Regions from separate parts of the Homo sapiens genome. Here regions 1 and 2 are each linked to region 3. A link is a loop called in an ENCODE intact Hi-C map of the cell type or tissue named here. Cell type or tissue: mammary epithelial cell. All regions are shown on one strand.

Region 1 (8,000 bases), 740 kb after region 3:
GAATTCGAACTCTGGATTGTGTCTTTGGGGTCTGGGCTCTGATGAGCCACTCGAAAGTGGGCAGGGAGCAGGGCAGAGCAGGGCCAGGGGAAGGCAGAAGGGAGTCATCCGGAATAAGCTGTGGGTCCGTCCCACAGCACAGTGGATCCCCAGAACTGGGTTTGGGCTCTGAGGGATGTGGGCAGCATGGGGCGCCTTGGGGAGGCTCAGATGCTTGACTTATCCTCTCCCTTCCCCTGACCCAGGACTCACCAAGGAACCAGTGCTATGGACGCTGGTGTCTAAGGAACCCCCAGCCCCGGCTGACGGAAACTGGGATGCTGGCTGTGACCAACGCTGGAAGGGGGGCCTGTCTCTCAACTGGAAAGTGCCCCATGTGCAAGTCAAGGATGTACCCAACTTTGAGCAGCTCTCACCAGAGCTGGAGGCTGGTAGGGACTCTACCTGCATTTGCTCACCTACCAGGGCCCTGCACTCAGGGGCCCGGGCTCAGGGACCCTGCCTTGAAGGCACTCGTGGTCTGGAAGAGGACAGGACTCATTTACTGAGCACCTACTAAATGCCAAGTGTGGTACTATGGGCTTTTCACATGTGGCATCGTTCATTCTTCCCCACAACCCTGGGCCTAGGCATTATTCGTACCCACTTCACTGATGAGGAAACCAAACCTCAGAGAAAGGAAGGGACTCACCAAGGGCTCAGAGCCTGCAACTAGGGGATTTGAACCCAAGCCTGTGCCTGCGAAAGCCAGGTCTTTGCCCACTGCCCCGGAAAGGGCGGGAGTGTTGACAGACATAGGAGAGGCACACACAGAGGGTTCTGGATTCCCCAGATGAAAATGAACTCATTTCATCCTTCCAACAACCATCTGAGGATAGTACAGAATTGTTCTCATTGTACAGATGAGGAAACCATAGCACAGAGAAGTTAAGCGACTTGCCCAAGGTCACACAGTAGCAAATGGCAGAACTAGGGGTTCTACTCGGAACCATTTAGTCTGCCCGCCCGCTGTGTGACTAAATGTCACAACTGCAACAACAGGAAAGTACAGAGTCCCACAGGCACATGTAACGATGGTGGGGGGTGACTTTGAGCAGCATCTAAGTGAAGCTGGAAAAGAGATGTTGGCCAGGCCAAGAGGCAGAAGAGCATCGGGGAGAGGGCATGGCACGTGCAAAGGTCCTGGGGTTGGTGAGGGACAGCCAGGAGGTCCCTGTGGCTGCGGCATGAGGGACAGGCAGCAGAGGTGAGCTTGGGAGGCTGGCAGGGTGGGCAGGTGGTCTCAAAAGCTGTGGGAGGAGCAAGTGAGGTGGGCGGGAGGGGGTGGTGGACCCAGCTGGGTGGGAAGAGGCTGAAGGGGTGGGAGGCTGGGAGGAGAGGGATGGCGGTCGAGGCCAGATCAGGGAGAGTGGGGTGGGCAAGGGGATGAGGAAGGGGGCCCCTTTCCATGCCGGAGACCACACGAGGACGTGCAGAAATGGGCGGGGACCTGTGCGGAACCCCTGAGGTCCAAGCTTGGGATTCTGGAACCCGGCAGTGTACCTGTAGCCACACGGGGGCACCAGAGAGCTGCCTCGGGTGGAGCACCAACTCCTGGGCGCTGCGCCCTCGCCATTTGGGAAGGGAATTGTGAATCTCATCTCTAATCCTCACCTGCCTGCCCAGGGAGGAATGTCCTGCTGGGATCCCCAGTTTATGGAGAAGGAAGCTAGGACTCGTCCTAGGACACTCGGCAGGTGGATGTGGAGCAGGGTCTCTGGCCTGTGCTATCTGTGAATCCTTGTAATCCTCCGTCTCCAGAGGGCAGTGGCCAGAGTGGACGTGGTGGCCTGAGCTGTGGCCTGGGCTGTGTCTGGAGGCTGGGATTTGGGCTCCGGCTCTGTCCCAGCCCAGATGCTGGTCCCTTCCACTCTGGTCAGGTCAGTGAATAGAGCACCCAGGAAATGGTTGCTGCGGTCATAGTTGTGGCTGTGGTTATTAATAACACTGTCGTGTTACTGTTATGAGAGAGTGTGGTGAGAGCATCTGTCCCAGCCTAGCAGGCCACAGACTTTCTAGAGGGGCAGAAGAGGTAGAAACAACTCAGGAGCCTGAGAGTCCTCAAGTCCATCCTGGCCCTGCCACTTCCTGTTGATGGTCCTTAGGCAAGTCACTTCTCCACTCTGAACCTCAGTCTCCTCATCTACGAGAGGGCATACACCCCTTGTCTCACGGACAACGATGAGCGCAGAGCTACCTGCTGGCCTGTGGTGGGGGCTTGCTCAGTGTTGCTTCTTCATCTGCAGAAGGTGGAGGGGGTGCAGTCTCTTACTGTGTGAAATGGGGGGGCTCAGGTTGCTGGCCCACAGACTTCAGGTGGGCAGGGCCATGCCAGGGCTTCTCTTGCAGCACTGAAGAAAGCATGTACGAGGGATCCCAGCCGGTGGGCCCGCTTCTGGCACTCGGGGCCTGGACAGGTGCTGACGTACCTGCTGCTACCCTGCACACTGCCCTTCGAGTACATCTACTTCCGCAGCAGAAGGTAAGGCTCGGCCAGGGGGCCTGGGAAGGGCCTGGCTTGTGGCGGAGACTGGTGCCCATGGCAGGAGGGGCGGCTGGCACACTGGGTGGGTAGGGCTCGGCGGGGTGGGGGGAGCCCGGCTGGTGTCCCCACACTGTGTGGTGTTGACTGCATGACTCAGAGCCTCTGTGATCTCCTCTGCAAAATGAGACTGGTGGAGAAGTGGCATGGTGGGTAGGATTGGAAGTCGGGGGCTTCCTGGTCGGCCTCCTGGGCCCTACACTGTCTCCGTGACCTTTGACCATTGCTCCACCCATCAGAATCTCAGGTTGGCTGTGTGGCTGGGTCTGAGTCTCTTGACCTCTCTGGGCTACAGGTTTCTTTTCTCTTCTCTTTTCTTTCTTTTCTTTTCTTTTTTTTTTTCTGACAGAGTCTCACTCTATTGCCCAGGCTGGAGTGCAATGGCATGATCTTGGCTCACTGCAACCTCTGCCTCCCAGGTTCAAGCGATTCTCCTGCCTCAGCCTCCTAAGTAGCTGGGACCACAGGTGCCCACCGCCACGCCCGGCTAATTGTTTTGTATTTTAGTAGAGGCAGGATTTCACCTTGTTGCCCAGGCTGGTGGCAAACTCCTGAGCTCAGGCAATCCGCCCGCCTCGCCCTCCCAAAGTGCTGGGATGACAGGCATGAGCCACCGCTACAGGTTCCTTTTCTGTAAAACAAGCCCCTTCCAAGCCAGGCCGGCTGTGGTTAGGCTCTCAGTAACATTCTGACTTGCTGGTTAATGTGCCCGTCTGCATCAGTTGTTCATTCATCCCACCAGCAGTTGCTGAGGACCTCTCAGGGGCCAAGGCCTGGCTGGGGGCCATGGAAGCAGCCCCGACGCAGACCCAGCTCCTGGCCTGGTGGAGCTCACGACCTACAAATTATCACACACTCACCTGTAACTACAGCGCCACCTAGAGGTTCCCTGGGAGAGGTCTACACTGGCTTCCAGCTGCACAGCTCAATCTAGGGACTCTCTGGCCAGGGAAGGCTGCCCGGAGGAGATGACTCTTAGGCTATAATCTGAAGGATGAGTCAGCGTCCACCAGGCAAAGAGGACAAGGAGAATGTTCTCGGCAGATGGAACAGCATGTGCAAAGATCCAGAGGCAGGAGGGAGAAAGGCCCATTCGAGGAGCAGGAAGGGAGGCCAGTAAAGCTGGAGCCTCAGGGAGTGTGCCGTACACGACGCAGGGGAGGCTGGTGGGGCAGACGCACTGAGCTCTGGAGCCAGCTGAGCGTGGTCTTTGTCTGGAGAGTGGTGGAAAGGCTGGGAAGGGTTTAAGCAGGGAGGTGTCATGGGGGGACCTGTATTTTCAAAAATTCTCTGGAAGAAGGTCTATGATGGTGAACCACAGGTCTCTGTCCTGCTCAATGTTGAGTTAATGACTGGGTCAGCCCTGCTGTTTAAATTGCCAGTGGCCCAAACCCAGGAGAGAGCTTTCTACCGACAGATTCTCCTCACGCTGAGCTGTTTACGGAAACCACAAGTTGAAATCCAAAAGTATAAATGTAAAGTCCAGTTTTCAGTTAAAAAAAGAAACTCATTGTGTGAGCCCCAAAGGGGAGCCTGCCCAGACCACAGGGAAGTTCACTCTTGGCATATTTCACAATACATATGTTCAACACATAGGTTGCATTAATAGAGGCAGGAGGTCCAGAGCAAGGGAGGTGACAGTCCAGCTTATGTCTTGCCGTCACACCACACTCTCTGGACTGCATGCCTAGTTTGAGGTCTGGTGTAGGGGCCCCTCCAAGGGTGCTGTGGTGCAGGTTGAGGCCCTGCAGTGGCCAGTGTCTGAGGTGTCCGGCCAGGGCTTTCTCAGGCCTGGCCCCACAGGGCTGTGGCTCTGCAGACAGACTCATGCTGTCTCTCCTCTGTGCTGGGATAACACGCAGTTCCAAGGACCCTGAATCTGGGGCTGGCTCCATCATGGAGGCAGTGGGGAACCACGGGGACATCTTGAGCAAGAGGGGGCTCTGTCAGCTGTTTTCGGAGGGCCAGCAGCTTCTGAGAGGAGAGTGGACGAAGGGGCATGGGGTAGGGAGGGCAGGGGCTAGCTGGGAGAGAAGAGAGAGAAATGGACGGCGATAAGGAGGACATTAGGAACTATGGGTGAGGTGACTGTCCTCATTTGACAGGTTCCCTGACCTGTGCAGGTCACCCAGCTGATGGGCAGGGAGGCTGGGCTGTAGCCTCAAGCCAGCCTGACCCCAAAGGTCCACCCTCTCCCTCCCTGCGCTTCCTACTTGTTTCCTCTGGAGTCAAGGAACCTAAGGCCTGGCCACCTCTGCCAAGTTCAAAGTCCATTTTGGATCTTTCCAACCCTGCAGGTGTCCCTGTGGCTCTGACCTGCTCTGCAACAGTGGCCAACGCTGCTGGCCCTTCTTCCCTAACCTGGGCAGCCCTCAGGAGCAGGGCTCCCGGCTGTGCTCTGGGCCTATGGGGAGGGTGGGCTTGGTGGGGCCACACCCCAGGCTCACCTGGGCAAAGCTGACCTGCCCCTTCCTCCAGGTTGGTGGTGTGGCTGCCCGATGTGCCGGCGGACTTGTGGTGGATGCAGGGCCTGCTGAGGAACATGGCCCTCGAGGTTTTCTCCAGGACCAAGGCCCAGCTCCTTGGGCCCATCAGGTGAGGTGGGCAGAGGGCAGGGATGGAGAGGGGGTGGCTGTGCTGGGGGGAACGCACCAGCTGCTTCCCTGGACCCTGGGTAGGCCGGCCATGCCATCTGCCTGCCCACCTGCTTACCTGCGTCCCTCTGGCCTACTCATGCAGCCATTGGCACGTGTGTTGGTCACTGCTGTGCGCCCGACCTGTGCTAGACGCTCTATGACAGTCACCTTGGTCAGTCTGCATGACCTGCCAGGTGCAGTCACTGGGCCACCCATGGGACAGGTGCCTCTTGCGGCTTCACCAGCTCCCTGCCAGTCCTCCTGCCATTGTTCCAGACGTCCCCACGTGACCTTGGACGAGGCTGGCCCTGTGTGTGGTCTGGCCTGCAGTGGCCTGGTCCCTCTTCTCTGACCAGCCCTCCAGACTTGGGGGGTCCTGTGTGGCCCTCCCCCACCCACTCGACAGTTATCTGTTTAGCAGGGACATCAGTGCAGTTCTCTGGGGAGTGGCCATCCCAGGACCTCCCTGACACTTCCAGCTCAGCCACACTGAGGTCCACATGTCCTCCCTCAGAGCAGGATTTGGGGGAAGAGTGACCTGGGTTCACTGTGGCTGCGCCTGCACCCACGTGGTTTCACCTACCCTTCCCGAGCCCCAGGCATTTACCCGTGGCTTCTCCTCCCTCCACAGCCCTCCGGCCACTCGCGTCCTGGAAACAAGCCCCCTCCAACCCCAGATAGCTCCTCATAGAGAGGAGCTCGGGCCCACCCACCAGGCCTGAGGGGGCCGAGCAGGGCCAGCCCAGTGACTGGTGTCCCTTGATTCCTGCTCTGGCCTTTGTCCTGTGTGCCCACATCTGCCCCAGCGGGAAGAGGCCCTGCCAATCTCCGTGGAGACCCTGCAGCTTGGAGCCCGTTCCTTGGGGCGCAGCCTGTCAGCATGTCCCCGGTCACTGTGTACCCAGGTCACCTGCCCTCCCTCTTGCCCCGTCTCATCAGGGAGAGAAAGGAGGACAGCCACAGAGACACATGTCTTACTTTCAGAATTTCCACGGGGGGACTAGGAGGGCAGCATTGCTGGGGAGAGGGGCTCCTGTTCTGCCGTGGAGCTGCCCACGGAGCACCTCACAGAAGATTGAGAAAGTGCCTGATGCCCGCGTCAGAGACCAGAGGAGCCAACTGAGATGATGGGGTGGGGGTGCTCCCCCCAGACTTTCTCAGTCCTGCAGCGGCCCTTGGGGGTGACCCCCGGCATCTACCCCACTCAGGAAACCTTGACTTCTGAATTCCTATCAGGTCCAGAGGGTGGAAGGCCCTGGCAGGAAGCAGGAGGAGGAGGAGAGGGGGGTCCAGGTCTTTTCAGGATCCCAGCTGTGGGTGCTTCTGTTGGGCCCAGTGGCCCCTGCTATCCCCACAGCCTCATTCCTGCAGAAGGTTTGTGACGTAGCTGTGCCTGTACCTGGGGCAGAGAGGATGCCAGGGACACCAGGCCTCTGGCCTCTCCACGAGTCACTGCTCTCCCCATTGGCAGCACGGGACCCATGCTGTGCCCCCGGCCAGGCCCTGAGGAAATGCTCAGCCTCAGTGGAGATGGGGAGGTTAGAGAGATGGAGGCGTGAGTGAGAACGGGAAGCAAAGGAATACACGTGGGAACTAAAGAGAAAAATGACCAGCCTGGGCAGCATAGCAAGACCCTGTCTCTAAAAAAAATAATAAAAACTTAGCTGGGCATGGTGGTGCATGCCTGTGGTCCTGGCTACTTGGGAGGCTGAGGATGGAGGATCATTTGAGCCCAGGAGGTCGAGGCTGCAGTGAACCGTGATCACGCCACTGCACCCCAGCCCAGGCAACAAAGTGAGCCCCTGTCTCTAAATAAATAAAGAGACAATAAGCCACTCATTCATTCTTTCATTCATTTATCAGCTTATGCTTAGTGAGTTATAGGCCCTGGAGACACTGCCTTGAAGAAACCTTACATTCTGGTGGGCGTGCGGGAGCAGATGCTGAACAACAAACGGGAAAATGTAAATATGAGATTTTTCCAGGAGTGGTGGGGCCGTGAAGAAAACAAGATCGTGTGAGAGTGAGGCAGGGTGGGGGTGAGAGCAACATTGGCCCGGGTGGCCCAGGAAGGCCTTCCTGAGGTGACAACTGAGCTGAGACTGAGGATGAGAGGCTGGGTTTTGCAGGTGAAGGCAATGGCAGGTGCAAAGGCCCTGGGGTGAGACTGAAGGAGGGAAGGGCCGGCAGTGGGTGGGGGTCGGGGGGAGCAGGGCAGGCAGGGGCTGGGTCAGGAGGGCACTGTTGGGGCATGGCGAGGAGTTTGGTTTTGGGGAGCAAATGTGAGAAAAGGGAGCAAGCAGAGGAAAGGAGGGCCCAGTGCTGCAGTGGGATTGGAAAAGGAGGAGGAAGGGGCAGACAGTGAGCATGCAGGAGGCTGTCCCCTTCCCTCCAGGACCCCCTGGGTCTGAGCAGGACTCTGCCCCTCTGGCCATCTCCTGGGTGGGGGCAGGTACGGACGCTGTCCCTGCAGCAGGAAAAGGCTGTCCCACTTGGAGCCAGGTGGTCCGCGGCGGCTCCCACAACACTGTCTGCAGAGCTGGAATGCTCTATGCACTGCCCCCACCCTCAGCAGCTGGGTTCGGGATTTCCTCCCCCAGTGCAGAGGGGAGACCTGGCCACCTGGGTCACCAGGTGAAGGATTTAGAGGCCTTTAGGAACATTCTTGCTCCCTGTCCTTTGTCCCTTGTCACGGACACAGGCCTCCATGCCCACAGGCACTCAGCCTCCCTTGATCACCCCTCCCTCGTCAGTTCTTTACATAGCAGGGGCTTTGACCTGTG
Region 2 (8,000 bases), 630 kb after region 3:
CCTCGAGAGACGGTGTGTGGCATGGGCGCCTTGCTGCTGCCCCAGTCCCAGAGCTTCTCCTGTAGGGGTGTCGGCTACAGGAACCTTATCCCAGCTCCAAACTGGACGCCATCACATATCCTAAAAAAAGGGGAGAGATCAGATGCGGCGGCCGCTCCGCCAGCCCTGCCATCTTCACGACTCACTGAGCATGCGCCTCTCAGAAGGTGCCGCCTCCGCTTCCTCCTCCTCCTGCTGCCTTCCTGCCTGGCTGCCGGCCTCACCCTCACCGGCCCCGGCTGCTTCCTCCTTTGCTGGTTAAGAACCTTCACCAGCTGGTTAAGCCCTCGGAGAATGGAAAAGGGAAAGAAGGAGAGACCCAAATCCTCCTGCACTACTCCCTCCTCACCTCCTTCACGTTCCCCTCTCCGGACGGAGAGGACAGAGGGCCGATGAGAGGCGGAGCAGGGAGGGAAGGAGCCGGAAGGACAAGGTGGGTAGTGAGGATGGAGGAGAGGCAGGTGGACAGAACTTAAGGTCCGCCCGGCCCCCAGAAGGTCCCGGGGCTTAGGAAACCAGCAGTACCCACAGCCCTACAGGGGTTTAGCCTGACCACCTCTTAGACCTGCTCCTGACCCCAGGAAGGAAGGATGCAAAGGTCACATTGGTTGCCATATCTGTTATGAGCTGACCTTCTGCAGGTGTGACTCCACACAGTGGTTAAGAACCTGGGAACAAACCACCAGACCCATTTTCAGAGAGGAGCAAAGAGGCTCCAGTCACACGGCTGAGAAGTGGCAGGACAGGACTCCAGACCCGGCTCAGGGGCACCCACAGGCCTTGTTCTTTCCGACACACTGCCATGCACAGCTGGGGGGCAGCCTGTCCCCCTGACAGCATGCCTGCAGCAGCTCTGTCCGCCTGGAGCCTGTGCATGGGGCAAGGCCAATGCTGCCCATTTGGGACAAGGTGGGCCTAACCTAGGGACCTCAACTTCTGGGGAAAATGATATTCAGACTCCTACACAGCCGCAGCCGGGGCCAGGGAACACAGCCTTTTTGCAAGCTGTGGGCAATTTCTAGAAAAGGCCAGCAAGAATGGCTCCTTTATTCACGACGCCCGTGCCCTTGCCCAAGCTGAGGATTTGGAGCACATGCACACCGGCGGCAAGTTTTCCTTTTCCAACCTGACTCTGAGCAAGAAGACACAATATCTGATCCACGAAGAGATTCAACACAGATACTCACAAATGCTGCGCCGGCCTCCTGCAGGATGAAGGGTGCTTATTAACCAGCCCCGGCACTGCAGTCCTCTCACCAGAAGCCAGGACTGCAGCCCCTTCAAGATTACAGTAAGCCACATCCATGGCCTTAAAACACCAGAATCCACATCAAAACCCGGGCTGCATTTGTACCATTTAGTTGTGTTCAGATCTGTTTTTAGATTGTACACTCTCAGCTCCTTCAAACTAGTCTATACCTACATTCGCTACTTAGAAAAATGCCTGAACATAAGCTAGGAGCTAAAAAGGAAGTCAAGCTCTTGGCATATGTAATTCAGAAAACAAGCAAGCATTCTAATAAAGGCCTGTCACTCTAAGTACAAACAAACAGATTAAACAACTTCACAAGCATAGGTTTATGCTCAGAGACCACATAAACATGTCACAGAACAAAATACCCACTGCAAACATTCAAAGCAGCGCTGCGAAGTTCCACCAGACCAGGGGCAAGCCAGCCTTGGCATCCTCCAGACAGCCCCAAACATCCACCTTCTGCTGTGCACCCCACGCTCTCTCCCTCCCTCACGGCCGCTGTCTTGGTGCAGGGCTCCTGGTCATCTCCCACCTTCTTCTCACCCAGCACTGCCACTGCCGGCACAGGGTCTTGGAGTCTGATGTTCAAAGGCTTCTGACGAACTTGGACTCTGAGGCTGGAGGCCAGGAAGCACCCAGCATGGGGTGCTTTAGGAAGGTCATGCCAACAGCACCCTTGGCGCCTTGCACCCCACCTCCCACCACACGCCAGGAGCCTCTCCACCTGGCTCTCACTTCCAACACCAGGTGCAGTTGTAGTCATGGGGACCTCAGCGGTGAACAAGGCAGATGAAGTCCTGAGCTCAAAGACCCTGGCATATACCCAAGGGGAAAAAGGTCAGCGGGGCTGGAAGGCAAAGGCGTGGGAGCTCAGGGCCTGGACCTCCCCACTCCCCCTTCTGTTCCTGTAGGACGCGGTTCTGCCCGGTGCCCGCCGACAGCGCACACCTGCACAGCTTTGCTCCTGCCTTTGTTAGCCAGGACCACTGTCCCTGCGTGTCTTCTGCAAGCACCTGGCTGTCTGTCCTCTAGGAAGATTCAGCTCAGGGACCTGCTCCAGGGGGCCCTCTCAGCACCCTCCCCAACAACCAAGATGATCCACTTTCTTGTCTTCCTGCTGCTAACTGTGAGCTGCTCTCCCAAGCGAGCCTGCCTGATTCAGCCCTGTGTCTCCAGAGACCGGACTCCTAAGACACAAACTGACAGAATGCTGTTAGATCCCAGAGACAGTGGTGCCACAAATCACTTGCGACATAACAGTAAGCAAACATCTCAAAACTGTTTCCTTCTTTGTGAATGTCTGAAGTCCTATTTACAGTGTGCCTGCCTCAGTTATGGGGGAAACCTGTGGATAATTTCTACACACACGATACCCCATCCTGCCAGCTACCAAATTTTAGAAATGAAGATTAAATCTGGCAACCTCACTCCAACTTCACGAAATTCCAATATTGATGACCAACCTCAAACAAGGCCTCACACTGAGCGAAAATGTCTTCCACACTCGGGGTGCCAGGCTGACCCCGTTCAGAGCTCACTGTCCATAATAAACATCTGAACAGCTGCCACCTGGCCTGGGGGCAGAGGCACTTCCTTATAGCCTGGTCTTTAAATGTCACGTGCTTAGGATGCTGCTTCCTCCCGGAATAAACCATATTTTGAAATTAATCTCTGAAACGTGTTTTTTAGATTTAACCTGAAGAGACGGAAGTAAAGCTGAAAGGTAAATGTAACCACTTCATATGAAAATTATTTCAGAAAGGGTCAATTCAACAGAGCTCCTAAAAGCCGCGTTGACTTCTCAGGGCACACTGACACCCAGTGGCTACAAAGAGCACTGCAATGGTGGTGATGGCAGCGTGGGCTGCCCAGACCCTCCCTGCCCGAGACGTGCACAGTGGCGGGTCCCAGAGCAGCAGGGACTGTGTCAGAGAGCGGTATCTAAAGCTTCCCTCGCTCCAACGCCCCTCCAGCCCCGGGCCTGCAGTCAACCACTCAAAACCACCCACTTAAGCTAGGTGTTGGTGCAGCAGCGTCACAGCGCCTCTGGGGCTACCTGCAAGGATTCAAATGAGAACCTGGCTGTTAGGCCAGGGAGCCCAACACTCCCAACTGCAGAGGGAATAAGGGCTTCATAGAAAGAAACTTGCAAAACCAGCCTGGTCTGCTGAAGACAGTAACGGCGTGGAGTTATCTGATGCAGTCTCGCTCTGGAAAAAGGTGCCCACTTTTTCACTTTATTATCTCCAAAATCAGGATGCATCATCCCATCTATGGCTTGTCACAAACTGTTAGCTGAGATGATGTGGAGGGGGAGGGGCAACACCTCCCACAGGAACCTGTTCCCTTGTGTGAGGGGCTGGCCACGCCGGGTGTATCAGCAGCAGAGCAGCCCAGGAAAAATAACCACTTCCCAACCCCAGGCCAGGCGGTGCGCCAAGGGCTCTGCATGCAGTAACTCACTGAGTTCTCCAAACTGCAACAGTCACCATCATGATCGTCCATCCTCTGGGCATGAAAATGGACACCCAGAGAGGTTTTGTGACTCACCCCGGGCCACACAGTCACACAGAGTGGCCAAGCTGGGCCCCAAGCCCGGGTAGCTGGGCCCCCAGGCACACATGCATGCAGCCTGCGTGACTACACCCTTTCCAGCTTGGGCTTTGTGTGGAGAACAGGAGAGGCGTGGAGGGGAATGGGAGCTGGCGGTTGTGGGAGCAGCCGCCGCCATCTCTGAAGGCCCTGTCATCAGTAGGGAGCCGCAGCAGCCTGGCAGCCCCTGCCGTGTCCCCAGACGCGGAGCAGATGCTGAAGGGCCTTCTGGCAAGAGTGTAAGGAGCAGATTCCGCTGAAGCAATAACCGTAAAGGACCTGAATGACAGACGCAGACTGCACCTGAGAGGCGATGCTCAGAAACACTTGCGAATGCGGCTCCCCTTTACAAAGCACCATCCCCTACATGCTGATGCGGAAGACGGAGAGAGTAAAAATGATACAGCATTTCCTTCAACTGGCACAAACTACAACCTATTTGAAACCGGGTTAAGCCTCCAACAGCACCACCATTTGGTGGCAACATAAAGGTAGACACAAAAATGAAGAGAAAAAACAGGCTGGGGTGCTGTGAATGCATATACAAAAATAAGAGACAGTATGAACACTGTTGTGGACTGAACATTCATGTCCCCACAAGATTCACATGCTGAAGCCCTAACCCTGACAGGATGGTGTTGATACCTGGAGGCAGGCCTTTGGGAGGTGCTGAGGTGCAGACGAGGTAACGAAGATGGGGCCCTCGTGATGGAATTAGGGGCCGCATAAGAAGAGGCATCGGGGCACTGGCCTGCACTCTTCCTCCTCCAAGTGAGGACACAGTGGCAAGGCTGCCATCTGCGAGCCAAGAAGAGAACCCAACAGCAACCAAATCTGCCAGCACCCTGATCTTGGACTTTCCAACCTCCAGAACTGGCAGAGTATGAACATCTGTTGTTTAAGTCACTCTTAAATACTCCATGGTATTTTGTGATGGCAGCCTGAGCTGACCGAGATACACTATAATGAAAACACGTCTGAATCTCTTAAAATTTACACAACGCAGCTGGGTGCGGTGGCTCATACCTGTAATCCCAGTACTTTGGGAGGCCAATGCGGGCAGATGGCTTGAGCCCAGGAATTCAAGACCAGCCTGGGTGGGCAATGTGGTAAAACCCTGTCTCTACAAAAAATACAAAAATTAGCCTGGTGTGTAGTCCCAGCTACTTGGGAGGCTGAGGCAGGGGGATCACTTGAGCCCAGGAGGTCAAGGCTGCAGTGAGCCATGGTCAGGCCATTGTACTCCAGCTGGGTGACAGAGAAAGACCGAGTCTCAAAAAAAAAAAAAAAAAAAAATGCCGGGCGTGGTGGCTCATGCCTATAATCCCAGCACTTTGGGAGGCTGAGGCAGGCAGATCACGAGGTCAGGAGTTTGACACCACCCTGACCAACATGGTGAAACCCTGTCTCTACTAAATATACAAAAAATTAGCCGGGTGTGGTGACGCATGCCTGTAATCCCAACTACTCAGGAGGCTGAGGCAGGAGAATCTCTTGAACCTGGGAGGCAGAGGTTGCAGTGAGCCAAGATCGTGCTATTGCACACCAGCCTGGGCGACAGAATGAGAGTCTGTCTCAAAAAAAAAAAAAATTTTACACAATGCATGTAAGAAATAGAATTTGTTTATATAACTGTGTAACTAGCCCTATACCATATTCACCCATGTAACATTTAGGGAATCTTTCCTCAATAAAATAAGGGGTGAAGAAAAGCCAAGAAGGTGGGTTCCTCTGCTGTAGAGAGAGGGGTTCTCAAGATCGTGTCCTCTGTGGTCAGGAACAAAGCTTCACTCACCCCAACTTTCCTAGAGACCCTGGCCTGCAAAGTCAACTGCTCAAAACACTGCCTTCTGTTTTCAGCACACAGGAACCAAATCACCTGTCAATTCCTCCAGCCAGACCCTGGCAGGGGCTCCCACTACCCTGGGAACAATAAGCACAAAGCACCTGAGGGAGGGGGTGGGAACGCTTCACACCTGCTCCTCCCAGCTAGATGGAGAAAAACGCAAAGGAGGAAAATACATGTGTTTTCATTATTTTGCAACTATTTAATTCTCTTAAAATCTTCAAGCTTAAAAGCCACTAATGAAATTAACCACGTCCAAAACAAAATAAAATTACTGGAGAGTGGGATGTGATTGTGGAAAATAATTCCCAACACGTACCTGTCGCCTGTCTGTACTCCCATGGGGACGCAGTAATTAAGTTCCAACCGAGCGATGTTGCCAAGCCTGAGGACAATCCCGGCCCCGTACGACCAGCGGATGCACTCAGCCAGCTTACGAATATGAGCTTTGGGGCCCTCCCCTGAAAAGAGAAAGACCTGTGAGCAACAGTGCGTGCCCGTCCTTCCAAGCTCTCCCAGCTCTCCCAGACAAGCCCTGGCTCCCCCTGGCTGGGCCCTGCAGTTGTTTTTAAAGCCAGGCCTAGAGATTAGGGAGGATGCATGAAGTGAGATTAGGACCCAGGTCAAGAGAGGACTTGGAGCCACACTTACTCACATCCAGAATGAGCCACGCCTTCTCAATTCTTTGGGCCTGGCATATTCTGTTCCCTCTGCTTAGAATGACTTTTCCCCATCCCCTGACCACCTGGGAAGCCCCACTCTGAGTCTCAGCTTGGAGACTTCCATGCCTTCTAGGAAGCTTTCCAGGCACCCCTAGCACCCAGGCATCTGCTGGGAGTCTCTTCTGGACCTGAACTCCCTGAGGAAGGCACCCAATCCTACTCAGCTCTGTGGCCATCATGACTTGTTTATTAAATAGACAAACAGATTTTTCTTCGTAAGGGCATTAGATGATTATTTTTCTTGTATGCTTCATTCGCTCAACCAACCACTTAATGCTGGGCATTATGTTAGCTGTTGTAAGAATTTTTTTCAAGTAAGGCACAGTCTCTAACTTTAATGACTATGTAATCTAAAAAGACAGACATGGCCTGGCACGGTGGCTCACACCTGTAATCCCAGCACTTTGGGAATCCAAGGGGGGTGTGGATCACGAGGTCAAGAGATCGAGACCATCCTGGCCAACATGGTGAAATCTCGTCTCTACTAAAAATACAAAAAATTAGCCGGGCGTGATGGCACGCGCCTGTAGTCCCAGCTACTCGGGAGGCTGAGGCAAGAGAGTCACTTGAACCCAGAAGGTGGAGGTTGCAGTGAGCCGAGATTGCGCCACTGCACTCCAGCCTGGCAATAGAGCGAGACTCCATCTCAAAAAAAAAAAAAAAAGACAGACACCTCTTTGTGTACTGTGCTTTTAAACATGAAAACAACTGTACTACAATGGTTTCTTGAATAGCGCAAGTTTTACCATAGTTGAGGTTGCAGAGGTTTCCTGCGTTGAGAAAGAAGTGTGTTCGGAAAAGTTCTCCAAAGCCACCCTGGCCTGGCCGGAAAGGTAATGGGGTGTAGAGGTGCAGGCCGCCGGCCCAGTACGCTTCTCCACCTAGGTAGTCTCCTAAGCAAAGGAGGGGTGCAGAACAAAAACAAGGTCCGACAAGGTTAACATCACGTTAACTTTCCACAACTTACAGAAGCAAGATTTCTGTCCTGTAAACAACGCCACACAGTGCTGGAGTTTGCAAGCAGCTGTTCTTCTCATTCCTGATACTGATGGCCTCATTTTAAATAATCTTTCTTTTTCTCCTGGTTTGTTTCACACCTTGATTTAACTGAGGAGGCAAACAAAGCCAATGTCGTTGAGGAAGGAATGCACTCTGTCATTCATCGTATCTGTGAAATGCTTTGAAGAAATGAGTCTCATGACAATAACTTTATCCACAAATGTAGATGACCAACTCACTTCCACCTGCAAATGAAATGCATTATTTTGCCAAATTTTCGAGAGCGCAATAGAGACAAAATGCAGAAAGCGTCTCTGCAGTGTGTGGAGACAGCTGCACATGATTAATCAAAAGGCAGAGGCTGCCTGCCACCCACTGCACAGCGAGACCAGGTTCCAGCTCAGTGTCTCCAGAGAAGAGACAATTCTCAACGGTTCATGACCGCTTGGATTTAGGTTACTTTTGCCAAAGTGTAAGCCTATCCACTGAGAGCATGTATTTGCATATTTCTAAAAACGTTCCTGTCCATTCCATTTTAAACTATAAA
Region 3 (8,000 bases):
GCTCACCTCACTGGGTGAGCTGCTTGCTCGTGAAATGACTGCTCTCTCACCAGGACATGCTTGAAACCCACGCCTCACTGCGTCCCCAGTGCCATTCTGCTGTGTCACTAGGTTCACCCAGTCCCAGTCCATCTCCACAAACTGCTTAGACCCAGGACCCTGACTTACAAAGGCCTTTCGTGACCTCCCCTTTCCAAGACACTCCTGGGACTCTGTCAGGGATACCCCCTGCAGACACAGACACTGAGCTTGGCTTGGCTGGGTGACTGCTGAGTCTCCCAGACAGGATGGGGCCCCTACACACTCCTGGCCCCCTACTTCTTGCGTATCCTTAATGGTACCTCTCAATCTGCCTTAACAAAATTAATAGACTTTATTTTTAGAGCAGTTCTAGGTTCAGAGTTGAACTGATTGAAAGGTGCAGAGATTTTCCACAGCCGCATGGCCCCACCATGCACACCCTCCCCTCTATCACTGTCCACCAGCCACATCAGGGCCACCCAGAGTCCACGGTTTCCATGAGGGGCCCCTCTTGGCATTGGACATTGTGCAAGGACAGGGACCCCCATGGTAGCATCATCCAGGGCAGTGTTACTGCCCTGAGATCCCCATGCCCTACCTGCTTATCCCTGTCTCCCTCTCATTCCTGGCAACCTCCGCTCCTTTCACTGTTTCCGTAGTTTGCCCTGCCCCACAGGGTCGTGTAGTTGGGATCACACTGTCTGTAGCCTTTTCAGACTTGCTTCTTCCACTCGTGAGATGCATTTTGAGTGCTTCCATGCCTTTTTTTTTTTTTTTTGAGATGGAGTTTCACTCTTGTTGCCCAGGCTGGAGTGCAATGGTGCGATCTCGGCTCACTGCAACCTCTGCCTCCCAGGTTCAAGTGATTCTCCTGCCTCAGGCTCCCAAGTAGCTGGGATTACAGGTGCCCACCACCACACCTGGCTATTTTGTTGTATTTTTAGTAGAGACAGGGTTTCCCGATTTTGGTCAGGCTGGTCTCGAACTCCTGGCCTCAGGTGATCCACCTGCCTCAGCCTTCCAAGTGCTGGGATTACAGGTGTGAGCCACTGTGCCTGGCCACTTCCATGGCTTTTCATGGCTTCATAGCCCCTTTCTTTCCCTTCCTTTCTTTCTTTCTTTCTTTCTTTCTTTCTTTCTTTCTTTCTTTCTTTCTTTCTTTCTTCCTTCCTTCCTTCCTTCCTTCCTTCCTTCCTTCTTTCTTTCTTTCTTTCTTTTTCTTTCCTTCTTTCTTTCTAAGTAAACTTTAATGTTGAAAATGGAAACTTGGGGAAGGCAGAAAGATCCCATACAAGGCTGTCACTTCACACTTGGAAGGTTGCACAGCGGCCCAGAGGGTCGGGGGGGCTGGGCAGAGGTGCTTCTCACTTCCCAGATGGTGGGGTGGCCAGGCAGAGGCACTCCTCACTTCCCAGACAGGGCGGCGGCCGGGCAGAGGCACTGCTCACTTCCCAGACAGGGTGGCAGCTGGGCAGAGGTACTCCTCACTTCCCAGATGGTGGGCAGCTGGGCAGAGGCGCTCCTCACTTACCAGGCGGTGTTCATAGCCCATTTCTTGTAATCGCTGAATCACATCTTATTGCCTGGCTGTGCCTGAGTTTATTCACCCATTCCCCTGTGGAAGCACGTCCTGTTTGCTTCCCATCAATTTGGCTTCGTTCAACAGCATTACTTGTGTAGGTGCCTTTCTTCCCCTTGAGGCTCCAGGGCTGGGCTATGGGATGCAGTAGTCTCTGTGACCCTGGGTCATTCAGCAGATGTGCATGGAGTGACAAGGGCTTGGATTTGGGGTTACGCTTCCCGGGTGGGCCCTAAAACCCTCATCGAGACTCAGGACCCCAAAGCAAGGGTCATGGGGGGTGGGGGCTGCCACTGGTGGAGGTGGAGAGAAGGCAGGTAGGCAGGAGCCTGCCAGGGCACCACCATTTGGCAAATGCCAACAAGGCCTGTCCCCGGGAAACCAGTGGGCCTGCCCTGGGAGGGCCTCACCTGGAGTGTCAGGGGGAGGCAAGGCTGTGAGTCAGAGAGGTTCTGATATAGCCGAAGGATGAGTGGGCCGTGGCCAGGGGAAGGTAACAGGTGGGCAGGTGCATGGGAGAGGCTGCCACAGAGGGCACAGCCCATGCAAAGGCCCAGCTGAGGTCCCCAGCATGGCTCAGGGCACCAGCAGCAGAGGACCTTGATGGGTGGGTGACAGGGAGAGGAAGTCCAGGGTGCAGGCAGGCAGGCTGCCCTGGCCCCAGCCCCTGGGAGGAGTTTAGATCCTATACGGGGACCCCAGACATGAGCAGAGGATGTTCAAACAGAGGTGCAGCAGCTCTGATTAACGGTTTTAAGTTCAGGCCAGAGACCAAGACGGTCTGACCTGCAGAGGGGGCTCTGGGAGGCGAGGAGGAGGCAGATGGAGGGGGGTTCAGGAGGGGCACCTGGGGCTGTTGTGGGGGAGTGCGGTTTGCAGATCTCCAGGATGAACAGTCGGAAAGCTCAGGTGTGGCTGCGCCAGGCACTGGCCTCCATTCTTGCTGGCAAGCCGGCGTCTGGCTGTTCTCCATTGCTCCTCCCCTGCCTCTGTCCAGGCCCCGCTCCTCCCCCTACTTTCCTCCCCTCGTGCCCTGTCTCCTCCCTGCCTCAGGTGGGGGCATTGATTTGGTGCCTCTGGGACAGTGATGAGGCAGTGGAATGTTCCTCCTCTCCCTCCTTCCCAGCACAGGCCGCGGTGCCTCCAGGCACATGCATGGGCTCTGCGGGGCCTGCAGGACTCGCCTTGGACACTGAGCCTGGCCAGGAGCTCTGCGACTATTTCCTGTTGAATGCACATGGTCGTCCCAGGGCAGAGGCACCACTGCCCCAGTCTTACGGTGAAGGCACAAGGCCCAGGGAGGTGACGGAGCAGGGAGAGCTGGGAAGGCGGCAGAGCTGAGCTGTGAATCTAGGTCCAAATGCCCGATGCTGCCTCTCTCTCTTTTTTTTTTTCCAGATGGAGTTTTGCTCTTGTTGCCCAGGCTGGAGTGCAATGGCGAGATCTCGGCTCACCACAACCTCTGCCTCCCGGGTTCAAGACATTCTCCTGCTTCAGCCTCCCGAGTAGCTGGGATTACAGGCATGAGCCACCACGCCCAGCTCTACTAAAAAAATTTTGTATTTTTAATACAGACGGGGCTTCTCTATGTCGGTCAGGCTAGTTTCAAACTCCTGACCTCAGGTGATCCGCCCACCTCGGCCTCTCAAAGTGCTGGGATTACAGGTGTGAGCCACTGCACCTGGCCCCGAGGCCGCCTCTTAAGCACGGTGCCCCTGCCCCCTGCCTGGCTTCCTTCTCTCGCTAACTCACTGGCCAGCTGCACCTTGAAGAGGTGGGGCTGGAGGTCCATTTTCACTTCTGAAGGTCACCTGGGGGCATCTCGGAGGCAGAGCTGGGGTCTCTGCCCAGGGAGGCTCCTGTCTCTACACAGGAGGGGCTCCCCGTGGGAAAGGGGATTGGAAGCTGCGTTTGCAAAACCAGGACAGAAGAATAGGACCACCCACAAGGAAGGAAGGGCAGGAGGGAGAGGGTGGTGCCCCTTCCTCCCTGCAGCCTGCAACAGAGCCTCAAGCTTTCACAGCTTTCACCTGAGGAGGGAAGAGCTGGCTCGAGCTTGGCTTTTAGTGTGGGGTCCTCAGGGATGCGATTTGCCTTTTGAATGTCCACCTGGTGGTCGTGGGGTTCCTGCGATCCCTGCAACTCACTGGCTGTATGACCGTCTTCATTACCTTGTGCACAGGGTAAGCTGATAAGTAGTTAACTGGAGAACAGTGGTGGGGAAGGGAAGAAAGTTGGGTTGTCTGAAGCATCCAGGAAACTTGTATCTTCTGCATTGGTCCCCCATGCTTATCCTGACTGGATGTCCCCGTCTCACCCTAACCGTAAAGGTAACCCTAACCATAACCCTAACCCTAACCCTAATCCTAACCCTAACCCTAACTCTCTAACTCTCTAACTCTCTCTAACTAACAACTCTCTAACTCACTCTCTAACTTAATTAACATTATTCTTCCCAGGTGGGTGTGTGCTGCCTTCTCTTCATCAACCACTAGGTGGCAGCAGTGCCCCACAGATCCCATCAGGCCGCCTGCAGGCGGAGACTGGAGAGCCACCGTCCTTCCTGGGGTTGCCTCACACCTGGCCCCCTTCGTGGGCGCCGTCCAGGACGGTTCTGGACGATGAAAATTCCAGCTGTGGGCCCTCCTAGGGCTGGGCTGGGGAAGCCACACCTGCGCCCCTCAGTGTTCCCCAAGGATCACCATGTAGCCCATCAGCAAACCCTTCCTGCTGTGTCTGACCCCTGCCCAGGCTGTGGGAGGGAGGCCCCCAGGTGAGGGGGGATGGCAGTCAGGGAAGTTTCCCGGGAGGAAGGCCCAGCGGGGAGGCGGCCAGCCTGCCCCGGCCGGGGGTGTGTGGGGGCAGCCTGAGGAGGAGGGCTGCATCCTGGGGCTGCCCACATCCAGGACCAGCCAAATAATGAGCTGGCCCAGCCAAGGTGAACCAGAATGGGGGCTCTCCTTCACCAATGACTAAGAATCTCAAGACAGGATGGCAGAGCACTCAACCCAGCGCGGGGTCCTCTGGTCATGGGACCTGCTAGTTCCCTGCACTCCCCTTCCCAAATGTCTGGAGAAATGCTGTCCACAAAGTCTTACCCTCTGCCTGGTCAGCTCCCAGCAGCCCTGCCTGCCCTGGGATGGGCCAGCCTCATCCCCATTTTACAGAGGAGGAAACTGAGGCTCAGGGAGGGGAAGGGGCCTCCCTGGGAACCCCCATCCCTTTCATCTCCCTGGCCTTCTGCTCGTGAGCCACTGTCACTGCCATAGGAGCTGGGGGTTGGCCCTCAGAGTCCCAGGCCAGTCCCCACCCACCAGCGGTGTGTCCCTGCCCATCCGCCTCCTGATGGGGTGTGGAGAGGACCCCCTGGGATGGGTGAGTGAGGCTCCCGGCGCTCAGCGTCCAGCAAGTAATGATGATGATGAAAACAATGACGCTGTCACTTTAACAAACAGCCACTGTTGTTTCCATGACACTGGGAACCTGGACCACCTAGAACTGCCTCCTTCCAAGCGACACTGGGGCTGGCTCCCCATCTGAGCCGTCTGGAGACCCTGTGGCTGGCAGGCGACGCCGTCCCCCCGCCCAGGTGCTCCCAGCCCCCAGACCTACTGCAGCCCGGGAGGGGCTGAGGGTGCGGTTCCCGCAGGGTCCAGGGTTCTTTCTGGCTCTTGGAAGAGTGTGTGCCCTCTGATCCCCCCTAAATCCCACAGGGCCCCACCCTCTCTGGGCCTTCCCCGTGGTTTGCCAGCATGGGGGCCGGCCTGAAATGGCCCTGAGAGGCCACGAGCCCAGCTGGCCCCTCTGTGTGTGCCCAGGCCAGGCCCTTGGGCAGCAGCTCAGGGTACACTGGTGCTGCTGCCGGGCCCCTGCCTTATGACGGTGCCTTTGGGGTCAGGCAGTGGGTGTTGTTCAAGAGCAGCCTCGGGCCCTCCATGTTGCACGCTGACACGGCCTTGGCCACAGCACCCTGTCGGCCCTCATCACCCGGGCTGCCTTTGGGAGGGACAGAGTGTGGGCAGCGCTGGACCCGTGGGACCGTGTGCAGGGGAGCTGCTGCCACCCAAGGTCCCCAAGTCAGTTCTGCGGACTCACAGATGACCACAGCCTGGGGGACTTAAAACAACAGACATTTATTCGATCGCAGTTCTGGAGGCCAGAGGTCCGAAATCAGGGTGTCGGCAGAGCCAGGCTCCTCTGAGGGCTCAGGGGGATCTTTCCTGCCTCTCCCAGCTCCTGGGGGCCCCGGTTCCTTAGCTTGTGGTCCTGTCCCTCTCATTCTTCCTCCATCCTCACGTGGCCTCCCTCTGTGTCTTCTCCTCTTCTGTCTCTTACAAGGACACTGTCATGGGACTTAGGGCCCACCAGAAAAAATCCAGGATGCAATTAGATCCTGTCTCCAAATAAGGTCATTCTCACAGGTTCAGGGGATTAGGATGTGGGCAGTCCCCAGGCAGGCAGGGCAGAACCGGCTCAGACCCTGCAACCCGTCTCCCGGCCCTGTGCCCCTCTGTCCTGGGGGCCCCCCTTCTCCGTCTGTTTGTCATCCACTATCAGCATCCGGAGGGGCTCCCCACCCCCACTCTGGAGGGTCTACTGAGTGGTCTCTGGTGGCCTCCACCAGCCTGGGCCTGGTGCTGAGCTGGCAGCAGAGGCCTGCCCGGGGAACCCCGAAGGGACTGAATATCCTGAATATCACCCTCCCCTTGCTACACCCTGGTTGTCACCAAAGCTCCGCCCAAACCTCACCTCCTCCTGGACACCGTCGCAGACCACCAGGCATGCTTGGGACTCCTCTGGGCTCCCTCTCTCCAGCCCAGACCACTCCATTGTGATCTCAGACTGGGGGCTCACCCAGGGCCCCAGGGGTCTAGCGCCCTGTGCTCCATCCCATAGCCTGGGACCCCCCCAGATGGCCCAGCAGGTGGTGGGAGAGCACCCATCCCTCCCCCCAGCACACAGAGAGGGCAGGCGGGGGCCCTCTGTCCCAGGAGCTTCTCCCCCACCGCTCACTCTCTGTCTTTGCACCGTGAAGACGGCCAAGGGGTGGCGCTCGGGCTCCAGAGCCGCCGTCACTCAGCCCCGCGATGCTCTTCAGCCTGGGCCCTGGTGGCGTGGCTGCCGTCGGCTGCCACCTTACACCCAGCACCCCTACATTTGGAACCCTCTGCAGTTTCTTGAAAAGACCTCCTTCTTGCCTCTGGGCTTTGCACGTGCCGTTCCCACTTTCCTGCTGCCCAGTCCCCCGACCCCCTCCTTCCAGCCTTCTCTGTGAGGGATGGGTCAGGGTACCCTGATGCCCCCGCCGGGTAAGACTCGATTGATGACAGCACAGTCCCACCTCCATGCCCCTGCACACCCCATTTTTCTTCTTTGTGTTTCCTTCTTGTCCCCCAAATTTATTTCTATTTCCTAATCTTCCTTCCTTTCTTTCTCTTTCTTTCTTTCTTTCTTTCTTTCTTTCTTTCTTTCTTTCTTTCTTTCTTTCTTTCTTTCTTTCTTTTTTCTTCTCTCTCTCTCTCTCTATATATATATATGGTGTGTCACTCTGTCGCCTAGGCTGGAGTGCAGCCGTACAATCTCGGCTCACTGCAAATGCTGCCTCCTGGGTTCCAGTGATTCTCCCGCCTCAGTTTCCCAAGTAGCTGGGATTACAGGCACCCGCCACCATGCCTGGCTAATTTTTGTATTTTTAGTAGAGATGGGGTTTCACCATGTTCGCCAGGCTGGTCTCGAACTCCTGACCTCAGGTGATCTGCCCACCTCGGCCTCCCGAAGTGCTGGGATTACAGGCGTGAGCCACCGTGCCCGGCCTCTTTCTCATTTTTCTAATCTCAGCCAAGAAAAGACCTCCTCCCGGAAGCCTGCCCTGATTCCCTGGCTGAGCAGGCTCCCTCTTTCCTTGGAACCCCACCCTGTGGAAGCTGCCCCTTTCTCATGAAGTGGGGCCCTCCGGCCTAAAGTTGGGGTCATGGATGTGCCGGCCAAAGGTCTCCTGGTCCAGATGCCTTCGAGCCCCCACTTTCCCGAGGCCAGGCATGGAGTCTCAGATCTCAGGAGCCCAGTGCCCACCTGGGTGTTGAGCGGGAGTTCAGGGGACACTCAGTGAGTCACCGCCAGACACCAGGCAGCGACGGCGTGATGGAGTGAAGTCGCTGACCCAGAAACCTGTCTCTGTGCAGGGCCAAGGGGGAGCAGGGCTGTGGAGAGCATGACCCCCTTGTTAAACCACGTCTGCCTTTATGCCTCGATACACCACACAGAGAGATGACGGGAGATACCACCAAGATGAGATGCCAGTGAGTCTTACTTTTGTTTGTATACTTTCCTGTATTGTTTGAAATTTTTTTACAATGTTATTTTTATTATCCTATAAATCAATACAATTATTCCCAGCTTT

Evidence for each region. A loop is a pair of places that touch in the nucleus more often than their neighbours do. Peaks named below come from ENCODE experiments on the same cell type or tissue, not always from the same donor. Only the 100,000 strongest peaks of a DNase experiment are listed, where the experiment ranks them.
Region 1: a loop joins it to region 3, with 12 times the contacts of the local background. A loop is called at or near these places in 12 of 110 quality-filtered maps.
Region 2: it touches region 3 in a loop (13-fold over the local background); 103 of 110 quality-filtered maps call a loop at or near these places.

Annotation. Positions count from the first base shown.
Region 1 is chr22:43,878,734-43,886,733 of GRCh38, reverse strand. It overlaps PNPLA5 (patatin like domain 5, triacylglycerol lipase), which reads left to right. Exons shown (of 9, transcript NM_138814.4): 6 at 246-431; 7 at 2,389-2,521; 8 at 5,060-5,176; 9 at 5,849-7,056. The coding sequence ends at 5,939. Among named protein-coding and RNA genes, the nearest start is that of PNPLA5, 9.3 kb to the left of the region's middle. RefSeq lists an enhancer at 2,781-3,511. In mammary epithelial cell, CTCF peaks have their summits at 1,557 (motif pointing right) and 3,465 (motif pointing left); a DNase peak (open chromatin) is centred at 3,503.
Region 2 is chr22:43,988,458-43,996,457 of GRCh38, reverse strand. It overlaps SAMM50 (SAMM50 sorting and assembly machinery component), which reads right to left. Exons shown (of 15, transcript NM_015380.5): 13 at 7,201-7,347; 14 at 6,052-6,193; 15 at 1-120. The coding sequence ends at 75. Among named protein-coding and RNA genes, the nearest start is that of PARVB, 32 kb to the left of the region's middle. RefSeq lists an enhancer at 109-278. In mammary epithelial cell, a CTCF peak has its summit at 3,118 (motif pointing left); no DNase peak of the experiment used is centred here.
Region 3 is chr22:44,622,506-44,630,505 of GRCh38, reverse strand. It overlaps LINC00229 (long intergenic non-protein coding RNA 229), which reads left to right and starts at 5,087. Exons shown (of 5, transcript NR_044991.1): 1 at 5,087-5,189; 2 at 7,783-7,899. LOC105373060 (a long non-coding RNA gene) reads right to left here and starts at 6,428. Exons shown (of 2, transcript XR_938301.1): 1 at 6,350-6,428; 2 at 5,714-5,953. RefSeq lists an enhancer at 5,710-6,209. In mammary epithelial cell, CTCF peaks have their summits at 4,097 (motif pointing right) and 6,660 (motif pointing right); no DNase peak of the experiment used is centred here; H3K27me3 peaks cover 376 bases.